Linked DNA regions of Homo sapiens: region 2 is linked to region 1. A link is an interaction called in ENCODE POLR2A ChIA-PET data of the cell type or tissue named here. Cell type or tissue: GM12878. All regions are shown on one strand.

Region 1 (5,000 bases):
CAAAAACTGACACTGGGACCTAATTAAAGAGCTTCTGCACAGCAAAAGAAACTATCAACAGAGTAAATAGACAACCTATAGAATGGGAGAAAATATTGCAAACTGCAAGTCACATCCAACGGAGGACTAATACCAGAATCTTAATAAATCTTAAGCAAATCAACAAGCAAAAAACAAACAAACCCGTTAAAAAATAGACAAAGGACATGAACAGACACTTCTGAAAAGGAAGACATACACATGGCCAGCAAGCATATACAAATGCTCACTATCACTAATTATTAGAGAAATGCAAATCAAAACCACAATGAGATGCTGTACACAAGTCAGAATGGCTATTATTAAAATGTCAAAAATAACAGATGCTGGTAAAGATGCAGAGAAAAAGGAACGCTTATACATTCCTGGTGGGAATGCAAATTAGTTCAGCCACTGTGGGAAGCAATTTGGAGATTTCTCAAATAACTTAAAATGGAACTACCATTCAACCCAGCAATACCTTTATTGGGTTTATACCCAAAGAAATATGAATTGCTCTACCATAAAGATACATGCATGCACATGTTCATCACAGCACTATTCACAATAACAAAGACATGGAATCACATAAATGCCCATCAAGAGTGGACTGGATAAAGAAAATGCGGTACATATACACCATGGAATACTACTCAGACATAAAAAAAGAAGAAAATCATGTTCTTTGTAGCAACATGGATGGAGCTGAAGGCCATTATCCTAAGTGAACTAATGCAGGAACACAAAACCAAATACTTCATATTCTCACTTATAAGTGGGAACTAAATAGTGAGTACACATGGATACCACAAAGAAACAAACAGTAGACACCAGGGCCTATTTGAGGGTAGAGAGTGAGGTTTGAAATATTACCTATTGAATACTATGCTGATTACCTGGGTGACAAAATTATCTGTATACCAAACCCCTGCAACATGCAATTTACCCATGTAGCAAACCTGCACGTGTGCCCTCGAACCTAAAATAAAAGTTGGAAAGAAAAATAAATGAATAAAATAAAATCAAGGGTTTTATTTTAAAAAAGAATAGTAACAATAAAAGTTATTTCATCCTCTTATTCCTTCTATTTATTGATTGATTGATTTTTATTTTTATTTATTTATTTATTTTTGAGACAGAGTCTTGCTTTGTTGCCCAGGCTGGAGTGCAGTGGTGCAATCTCGGCTCACTGCAGCCTCTGCATCCTGGGTTCAAGCTCCTGCCTCAGCCTCCCGAGAATGGCTATTATTAAAATGTCAAAAAATAACAGATGCTGGTAAGGATGCAGAGAAAAGGGGACACCACCATGCCCCACTCATTTTTTTTTTTTTTTTTTGGTATACTTAGTAGAGACAGGTTTCACCAGGTTGGCCAGGCTGGTCTCGAACTCCGGGCCTCAAGTGATCCACCTGTCTCAGCCTTCCAAAGTGCTGGGGTTACAGGTGTGAGTCACTGCACCTGGCCAGATGTGTTTTCTTTCTTTATGTAGATCCAAGTTTCTGAGCTATGTCACTTTTCTTCTCTCTAAAGAACTCCTCTTAACATTTTTTGCAAGGCAGGCATACTAGCAACAAATTTTCGGAGTTTTTGTTTGCCTGAGAAAAATCTTTATTTCTTCTTCATTTTTGAAGGGTAGCTTTGCAGATTACAGAATTTTAGGTTGGTGGGGATTTCAGACATCAATTTGGGAAAATTCTCAGTTAATATTGTTTCAAATATTTCTTCTATTCTTTTTTCTCTTCTGGTATTCTCCCTCCTCATATATTACTACTTTTGTAGTTGTTCCACAGTACTGAGATATTCTGCTACATTTTTATGAATTTTTTTCTATTGGCCTTTCAATTTTGGAGATTTCTTGGAGACATTGTGAAGCTCAGAGATTGTTTCCTCAGCTATGTCCAGCCTACCAATAAGCCCATCAAAGGCATTCTTCATTTCTGTTAGTGTTTTTGGTTTGCATTCCTTTTGGGGACTTTCTTAGGATTTCCATCTGTCTGCTTACATTGCCCATCTGTTCTTGCCTGCTGTCTACTTTCTCCATTACAGCTCTTAGCATATGAATAGTTGTTTAAATGCTGGGTCTGATCATTTCAATATCCTTGCTATATCTGGGTCTGGTTGGGATGTTTGCTCTGCCTCTTCAAACTGTGTATTTTGCCAGTTAGTATGTCTTGTAATTTTTCTTGCTATCTAGGTAGACATGATGTGCTGGGTAAAAGAAATGGCCATAAATAGGCCTTTAGTAATGTAGTGGTTAAGGTGTTGGGGGAGGAAATACATTCTTAGTCTTATGATTAGGTGTCAGTCTCGTAGTGAGCCTGTGCCTCCGGACTATGAACTTTACACATGATTCTCAGGTTTTATTTTTTTCTCTCCTTTGGTGAGACAGGATGAAGATAACTTATGAGCTTACTCTATCTAGCTAGAGTGAGCTGGAGTTGGGTATTTCCATTCCCCAAGGTTAGTTAGGCTTGATACCATCCCAGCAGGTTAGGCTCTTCAGTTTCTCCTGAGAACAGTTTTTGTTAAGAACAGAATGCTGTGGTATATTTAAAAATGTCCGTTTTACCCTCCCCCTGCTAAAAATGTGAGGTTTTTCTCTGAAATTTACTGTTGGAACCCCAAAGGAATTTTTGTCTCATATTTACTGTGAAAATCTCCTGTGGAGATTTCTATGAATTTCTGCTTGAGAAAAGTTGTAATGCCTTGTGCCTCTTTGTCTGTCTCTCCAATTTGGGGAGCAGCAGTTTGTGCTATGACTTCACTTCTCTTAGAGATCTAAGAAGAATTGTTAATTTTTTTCATTTTGCTCAGATTTTTACTTGTTGTCAGGTTGGAGAGGCAACACCCAATCTCCTTGCATGTGGAAACAGCTCATATATTTTATTTTGAGCTATTTTCTGTACCATGTTGTGTTGTGTTTGCCTCTTTATTGATATTAAAACTTCTCTACAGCATTCTTACACAACAGCCTTGGTGTTTTGTATGGTTAAAATAAGGAGATGATCAAAGTATGATTTTATTCATCACAATCATACAGTTTATTGCCACATAAAAATGCTCTGCTTTTTCCACCACACTCAAAGAGAGGGAGAATAAGGAGAATAAACCTCACAGAGAACACACTTAATAGACAAGGTACATTAAGCACATAGTGAGTGAATTCCAATTTTGTTTAGAGTTCAATTATTAAAGTCTAGCTGCTCAATTAGGATGGAAGCAGGCATCTGTGAATGTAAAGTCTAATGGAGGTTTGAGGCTTATGTTAAAGCAAACTAAATATGGCCTGAGAAGGACTCTGTAATTCTATATTTGAGTCCTTGTGGATGAACTTGTAACCTAGCTTAATTGGCAGACAAAATTGAAAATCTAACTTAAGGGTATGCGCCTGTAACAATAGCTGAGTCTTGGCCAACCCCAGGGGTCATACTTAAACCACTCATAGGCTGCTAAGTGTTCAAACTGTGTTCAAATAAGGCAAACGCCAACCTGCAACCAATCCAGCTGTTTCTGTGCCTCACTTCTGATTTCTGTATGTCACTTCCCTTTTTTTGGACTATAAATTTGTTCTGACCATGAGGCATCCCTGGAGTGTCTCTGATTCTGCTGTGATTCTGAAGGCTGCCCAATTCATGAATCATTCATTGCTCAATTAAACGCCTTTAAATTTAATTCTGCTGAAGCTTTTCTTTTAACACTTAACCTTTCTACAAGAGGTTCTTGAAAGAGACGTTTGATGAACACAATGATATGTAAGCTCCTTCAGTGCTTTCAAATAGTGCTGGTGTTGGTGGGCAAAGCTGTAGAGAGTAGCTCAAAGGCTGGCAGAAAGTACCCTGCCACACTCTAAGCTCTTAATGTCTGTCAAAGTCTTGGGTTTATATGTGTTTTGGAGTAGTTGAGGCCAATAACTCGCATATGTGGTCTGATAAGGTGTTATAACATTCTTCTGGGGAGAGAGATTACACTCCATGCTCTTACCACAGCAAAACATGCCACCCACATAGAAAATTATATGTTTGGAATTTTCTATGTGAAAATTAACCTAAGTAGCCTAACACTTAGGTTATTGGTGCTTTGGGTGAATGAATACAATAAAGTGGAATAGAGAGACAACAGGAGCCATAGGACACAAAATGAGAATTCTGCTGACTCTTGGAAATGAGAGCATAAAGTGTCCAGGAAATTCTAAATTTTGGAGAATTTTTGGAAATATTTGAGAAGTCAGTGAATCACCACAGGCTGTACAGTTTTCTGCAATGGTTTGAATCATTTTATTTGGTTGTGAAATAAGAGTGACCTCAGAATGCTAGAGTACTTGTACATCACCAGGTTCCACACTAAATACATGATGACAATGATGATAACAACGGTGATGACAACACTCAAGGAGGAAAAATACTGGCTTGGTATGCTGTAAAAATTTACTCTGTAGCTTTTCTTATTCACCTTAGCTGGAATGCATTGTAAGGATTCAGTTGCCTGTATCTGGGCCTCACTGCAACTTCTTAGAGATTTTCCTTCATAGTTTGTTTCCGTTGAAGGCTCTCTTACTGCTTTTTCTTCTATTCCCCTTACTCTCCCTATTCAGGCTAAAGCTTATTAAGTGCTGGCACTTTATCAGCTACATTTAAAGCCCGGATTCAGGGCAGCAACCACTGAAAGCGTACCCTGAGACAAAGGATGTAGGTACACACCGAATGAGCTCCTCAAGTTTCTCAAGTCCAAAGAATAGTTGGCACTGCATACTGGTAACTTATCAGTACACTTCAGAGTGAGTTAAAAACAGGAATTATTTTAGACTCTGGATAATTACTTATTGTTAGCTCTTGTGCATATGCAGGCTTCCTTAGCTCAGTTAACCCTTCCTTCTTTTCCCAAGGCCTCCATCACCACTCTCATACACTATCTGGGGCTCCATCCTATTTTTGCATTAATTCCTTTGGTATTTCCCTTTTAATATTTTCATTCCAAGCCTTTAG
Region 2 (5,000 bases), 50 kb before region 1:
ACCTGATGAATAGGGCCTGAAGTGAACTCCCAGCAAACCACAGCAGCCCTAGAGAAGAGGGAGCTGACTATTAAAAAACAAACAAACAAACAAACAGAAAGCAACAACAATAGCATCAACAAAAAAGTCCCCACAAATCCTCATCCAAGGATCAACAGCCTCAAAGATCAAAACTAGACAAACTTATGAAGAAGAGAAAAAATAAAAAAAAACACAGAAAACCCAAAAGGCCAGAGTGCCTCTTCTCTTCCAAATGATCACAACACCTCTCCAGCAAGGGCACAGAACTGGACGGAGGATGACATGGATGAACTGACAGAAGAAACAATAGATGCTGGCAAGGCTGTGGAGAAATAGAAATGCTTTTACACTGTTGGTGGGAATGTGAATTAGTTCAACCATTGTGGAAGACAGTGTGGCAATTCTTCAGGGATCTAGAACCAGAAATTCCGTTTGACTCAGCAATCCCATTACTGGGTACATAACCAAAGGAATATAAATCATTCTACTATAAAGATACATGCACATGTATGTTTATTGCAGCACTATTTACAATAGCAAAGACATGGAACCAACCCAAATGCCCATCAATGATAGATTGGTTAAATAAAATGTGGTACATATACACTATGGAATACTATGCAGCCATAAAAACAAATGAGATCATGTGCTTTGCAGGGACATAGATGAAGCCAGAAGCCATCTTGTTCAGCAAACCAGCACAGGAACAGAAAACCAAACACTACATGTTCTCACTCATAAGTGGGAGTTGAACAATGAGAACACATGGACACAGGGAGGGGAACATCACATATGGGGACCTGTAGGGGGAGGAGGAGAGGGAGATCATCAGGACAAATAGCTAATGCATTTGGGGCTTAAAGCCTAGATGACGGGTTGATAGTTGCAGCAAACCACCATGGCACATGTATACCCATGTAACAAACCTGCATGTTCTGCACATGTATCCAGAAACTTAAAGTAAAATAAAAATTAAAAACAACAATAATAATATGATTGTAAAGATAGATCACGTTTAAAGAGGGCAGCTCACTGTGGTGTACTGGTAATTTTTGAACAACTGGTTCCCTTCTCCCTAAAAAAAACCTCTGTGTGTGTGTGTATGTATGTGCGTGTGTGTGTATGTATGTGTATATGCATATATATTATATACACAATATTATTTATTATAAATTCCATACAGCCAGTTAGTTCCCACAGAATGCTTTTATTAATTTTTACCAAACTCTTATCTATAGCCAACCTTTGTTTGCAACTGATGAATAAGTTAGTTGACACATTTGTTTATCTCATGTAAGACAAAAGTCAAACAATGAAGACTCACGTCTCGGAAATTCACTGTTTTGTCCATGGTGTGAGCAAGTTCCCTGTTGAATTGTGTAATAGTGGTTGAATACTAGAAAACTGTATTTTTCATTTCAGTGCTGGTCAGTGTAATAACTACAGACACACAACACACTTCTAAGTTTAATCTGCTTTATCAACATTTTCTCTACCACTTCCATAAGTCTAGACAGTCAATAAAAAATAAATTGAGCCCTGATTTGTAGTATTTGCCAATTCCCACCAGGCCAATTTCAAGCTATCCGAGTGATGTCACCAAACACAGATTTGGGAAGAAATGTGCAGTGACACAGCATTATGTAGAACTCGCAACTTGCAACTAAGACATAAGTAACTTCAAAAGTATAAATAAATAAAACACAGTAATTGATAAGTTCTAGTAAGTGATGAGTTCTACACATTATTACTTGAATTTTTAATAATGGCTAGTTGGTAGAGAATGTAAATCAGTTTAGTTTCTACAGCAGTGACATCAGATTCCAATGAAGGGGTGAGAAAAGAAAGTGAAAAACAGAAGAAAGGGGAAAGAAATATTTGAGCATGTGATGTGGGCTAGGTACTTTCCTTACATGAGCTCCTTTAGAGTCCTTTCTCCAACTTTCGAATGAACAAAATGAGTCCCAGCAAAGCACCTCCTCCTTTGACCACAGGACGCTGCCTCAGAAGGAGAGCCACCAGTTCCTGTTGCTCCTGGCTGCTTTTCTTTGTGTTCCGTTTCCTCTATTTAACTCAAATTACTGAGAAGTAGTCTGCTTATGTTTTAGTTATAAGCCTCTGATGGAAAGCTGGGGCAGCCACCCACTAGGGAAGATAGATGGCCAGACCCTCTCTCTTCATCTCTCTGGCAGCCAGAACTTAGGTGACCCAGCAGGGCCTAATCAGACATACATGCCCAGCACTTGAACATGGGAGCCGTGGATGGTGGAGAATTTATTCCGACTAGTGTGACCAACTGTCCTGCTTTGCTGAAGACAGAGGGGGTTCTCAGGAGCCCAGACTATCAGTTTAAAACCAGCAAAGAGTTTTGAGCATACCAGCGCAAGTGGGTCACCTGCTGCTGGAGTCTGGGGGTGGCAGTTTCAGCCTCAGTGTGCAGGGTCAACAGTGACTGCAGGGGAATCTGCAGCATCTGCAGTGCGGCGTTGACCACCCTAAGATCAAGTTCTGAGTCTTGATTTGGGCTGTGGTTCTGGCTGCCCTCCGTTCATGCCTATTTTCAGAAACTAGTTCTGCATCTTCCCAATTATTCTGTGAACCAACTAATAACCTTGCAAAACCTCCTTTTCTGTTTAATGTCAGCCAAGGCAAAGTTTCTGCTGCTTGCAGGGAATAGCCCTGGACTGACACCATGCTTCTCTCAGCTTTCCTTACTGTTGTTCCATCTCCCAGCAATGGCTGGCTCTGGAGTTCATTGTTCTGTGCTCCGCATAGGTGAAGTCTCCAGGGAAAAGTGCTTCTTTCTAAGGCACTGTCAGACTTACGGAAGTGATTTATTTAATAGATAAACCAGCACTGATGACTTCTAACCAGTTAAAGCTGATTGTTTTTTCCAGTCAGGAATTCTGGTAAAACCATATACCTCTATCCATAGTGTTAGTCCCTAATTGCCAGGCATGGGCTGTAGAGTTTAAGTGGGACTAGAGACCAACACACGTACGATAAACAATAGAGGTAGGAAATATACCTCAAATTTCCTGGCTATTGATTGATTCATAAAACTATTTTATAATGATCCAAAGGATTAAGCAACAAATAAAGTCATTAAAATAGTGTACTTAAAAGTTGCACTTTGCAAAATGGGTATGTTATCTAGGTACTCGTACACTATTTTTGTACTGCTGGTCCTGTACCAGAAACATTTTTTTTTCCATTGTTACTTGCTTTTTAAACTTTGCTTAGCCACTTAAAGAAAATCTGCTTGCACAATTTGCCTCAAATCCACTCCCATTGTGAGCTGATTTTTTAATTTTTCCAATTAAAAAAATCACAATTTATGCCCCCTCCCCCCCAAAACTCCTTAAATCATAGTGAGACAAACCTTCCATGAGGCCAGACTATGCCCTTCTCATTCAATAGGGTTAGTATTCAGGACCAAAAGAGCTAACCATCTAAGTTTAAATACAATAGAAATATAATGCCAGCCATGTGAGAAAATTTAAATTCCCTAGTAACTACATTTTTTAAAAAGTAAAAAGAAATAGGTGAAATTCGTATATCATTTTGTTTAACATAATATGTTAAAAATATAATCGCTTCAACTTGTAATCCATATAAGGATATTAACAATATATCTTACATTTCTTTTCTTTAATAGTGAGACTTCAAAATTCAGTGTGTAGTTTACCTTCAAGCACATCTCAACTAGGACGACCACATTTCAAGGGTTCAGCCCCATTTGACTTGGGGCTGCTGCCTTAAGCAGTGCAGGTCCAAGATATAAGCCCAAGCAAGACAAGGGTTGTCTCCGCATCCTCCTTCATGTGAGATGTGGCAAGGCTTGAAACCTCTCTAGCTCTGATGCCTTACAGTAAGATTAGTGGCTGTGTTAGATTATTGATGTTTCATTTGAACACTGACAATTTTATGATCCTATGCTTTCTCTCAGCAACTAGTCTTCTGGATTTTTTCATTTATCATCCAGCCATCAGGACTTTTACCTAAATTCTAGATACAATGGCTGATTGTTCTGCAATAACATTTTTTATTGTTCCTAAAAAAGCTTGTTTTGAATATTCAAACATAAGTTGTTTGATATTGAGATTTTTTAAAATGTACCTTGCCAAAGAAAAGGGAATGCAGGAATACAGAAGCCAACTAAGATACTCTTACTGCTAGTATTTATTCTCTTGCCACAGCTTTAAAAGTGCAAACCAGATAATAAAATTATGAAACATAAATGGAACCAAGCAAGAAGTCTGTTTGTTTGTTTGTATTTTTAGTAAAGATGGGGTTTTGACATGTGGCCAGGCTAGTCTTGGACTCCTGGCCTCAAGTGATCCGCCCTCCTCGGCCTCCCAAAGTGTTCGGATTACACGCATGAACCACTGTGCCTGGCCTATATGTTTTTAAGTTACATTATTCACAGAAATCGTTAGGCATGAATGTCCTTGTGGGCATATAGAAAAACATGATTTCATGTCATTTCAAAAACAGAACCCAGACTACTTTTGTGCAGCATTTCTTAAGACACTTTCCCTTGAAGAAGGAAATATGTTAGAGGTGCGATATCTTAAGATAAGCCTTGAGAAAAATAAAATGAAAAGAAGTAGGAAGAAGGAATTTATGTTTTTTTTTTAAAAAGTGAGGAAACATTCAAGTTATGAAATATTGCTAAGTGCATCACAACAAGGGTTGCAATGACACAGAGAAGATCTGCAGAATCCTGCACAGGAGGCTGTGTGCTGGGAATGTACACTGTTTTACTGTTTTTCAGAGGAGGATGAATGGAAGGAGGACTTACAGTCTTCTCAGTTGTATTTGGAGCTTAGTTCTTTGACCATGACTTTACTGCCATAATTTGATAATGGGCAGACCATAAAGAATCCATGCAGTAAACTCTGCACGGATGTGTTCTTGGCACTTAGCCATTGTATCTAAAATTTAGGTAAAAGTCCTGATGACTGGATAATAAATGA

The links. ChIA-PET counts read pairs that join two places held together with the same protein. Peaks named below come from ENCODE experiments on the same cell type or tissue, not always from the same donor. Only the 100,000 strongest peaks of a DNase experiment are listed, where the experiment ranks them.
Region 2: POLR2A ChIA-PET joins it to region 1 with 5 read pairs; 1 of 35 experiments calls an interaction of 5 or more read pairs at or near these places.

What each region holds. Positions count from the first base shown.
Region 1 is chr7:37,813,864-37,818,863 of GRCh38, forward strand. No RefSeq gene overlaps it. Among named protein-coding and RNA genes, the nearest start is that of NME8, 32 kb to the right of the region's middle. In GM12878, no CTCF peak of the experiment used is centred here; a DNase peak (open chromatin) is centred at 2,348; H3K4me3 peaks cover 353 bases; H3K27ac peaks cover 1,909 bases.
Region 2 is chr7:37,764,117-37,769,116 of GRCh38, forward strand. No RefSeq gene overlaps it. Among named protein-coding and RNA genes, the nearest start is that of NME8, 82 kb to the right of the region's middle. RefSeq lists an enhancer at 1,774-2,243. In GM12878, no CTCF peak of the experiment used is centred here; a DNase peak (open chromatin) is centred at 1,955; H3K4me3 peaks cover 333 bases; H3K27ac peaks cover 1,724 bases.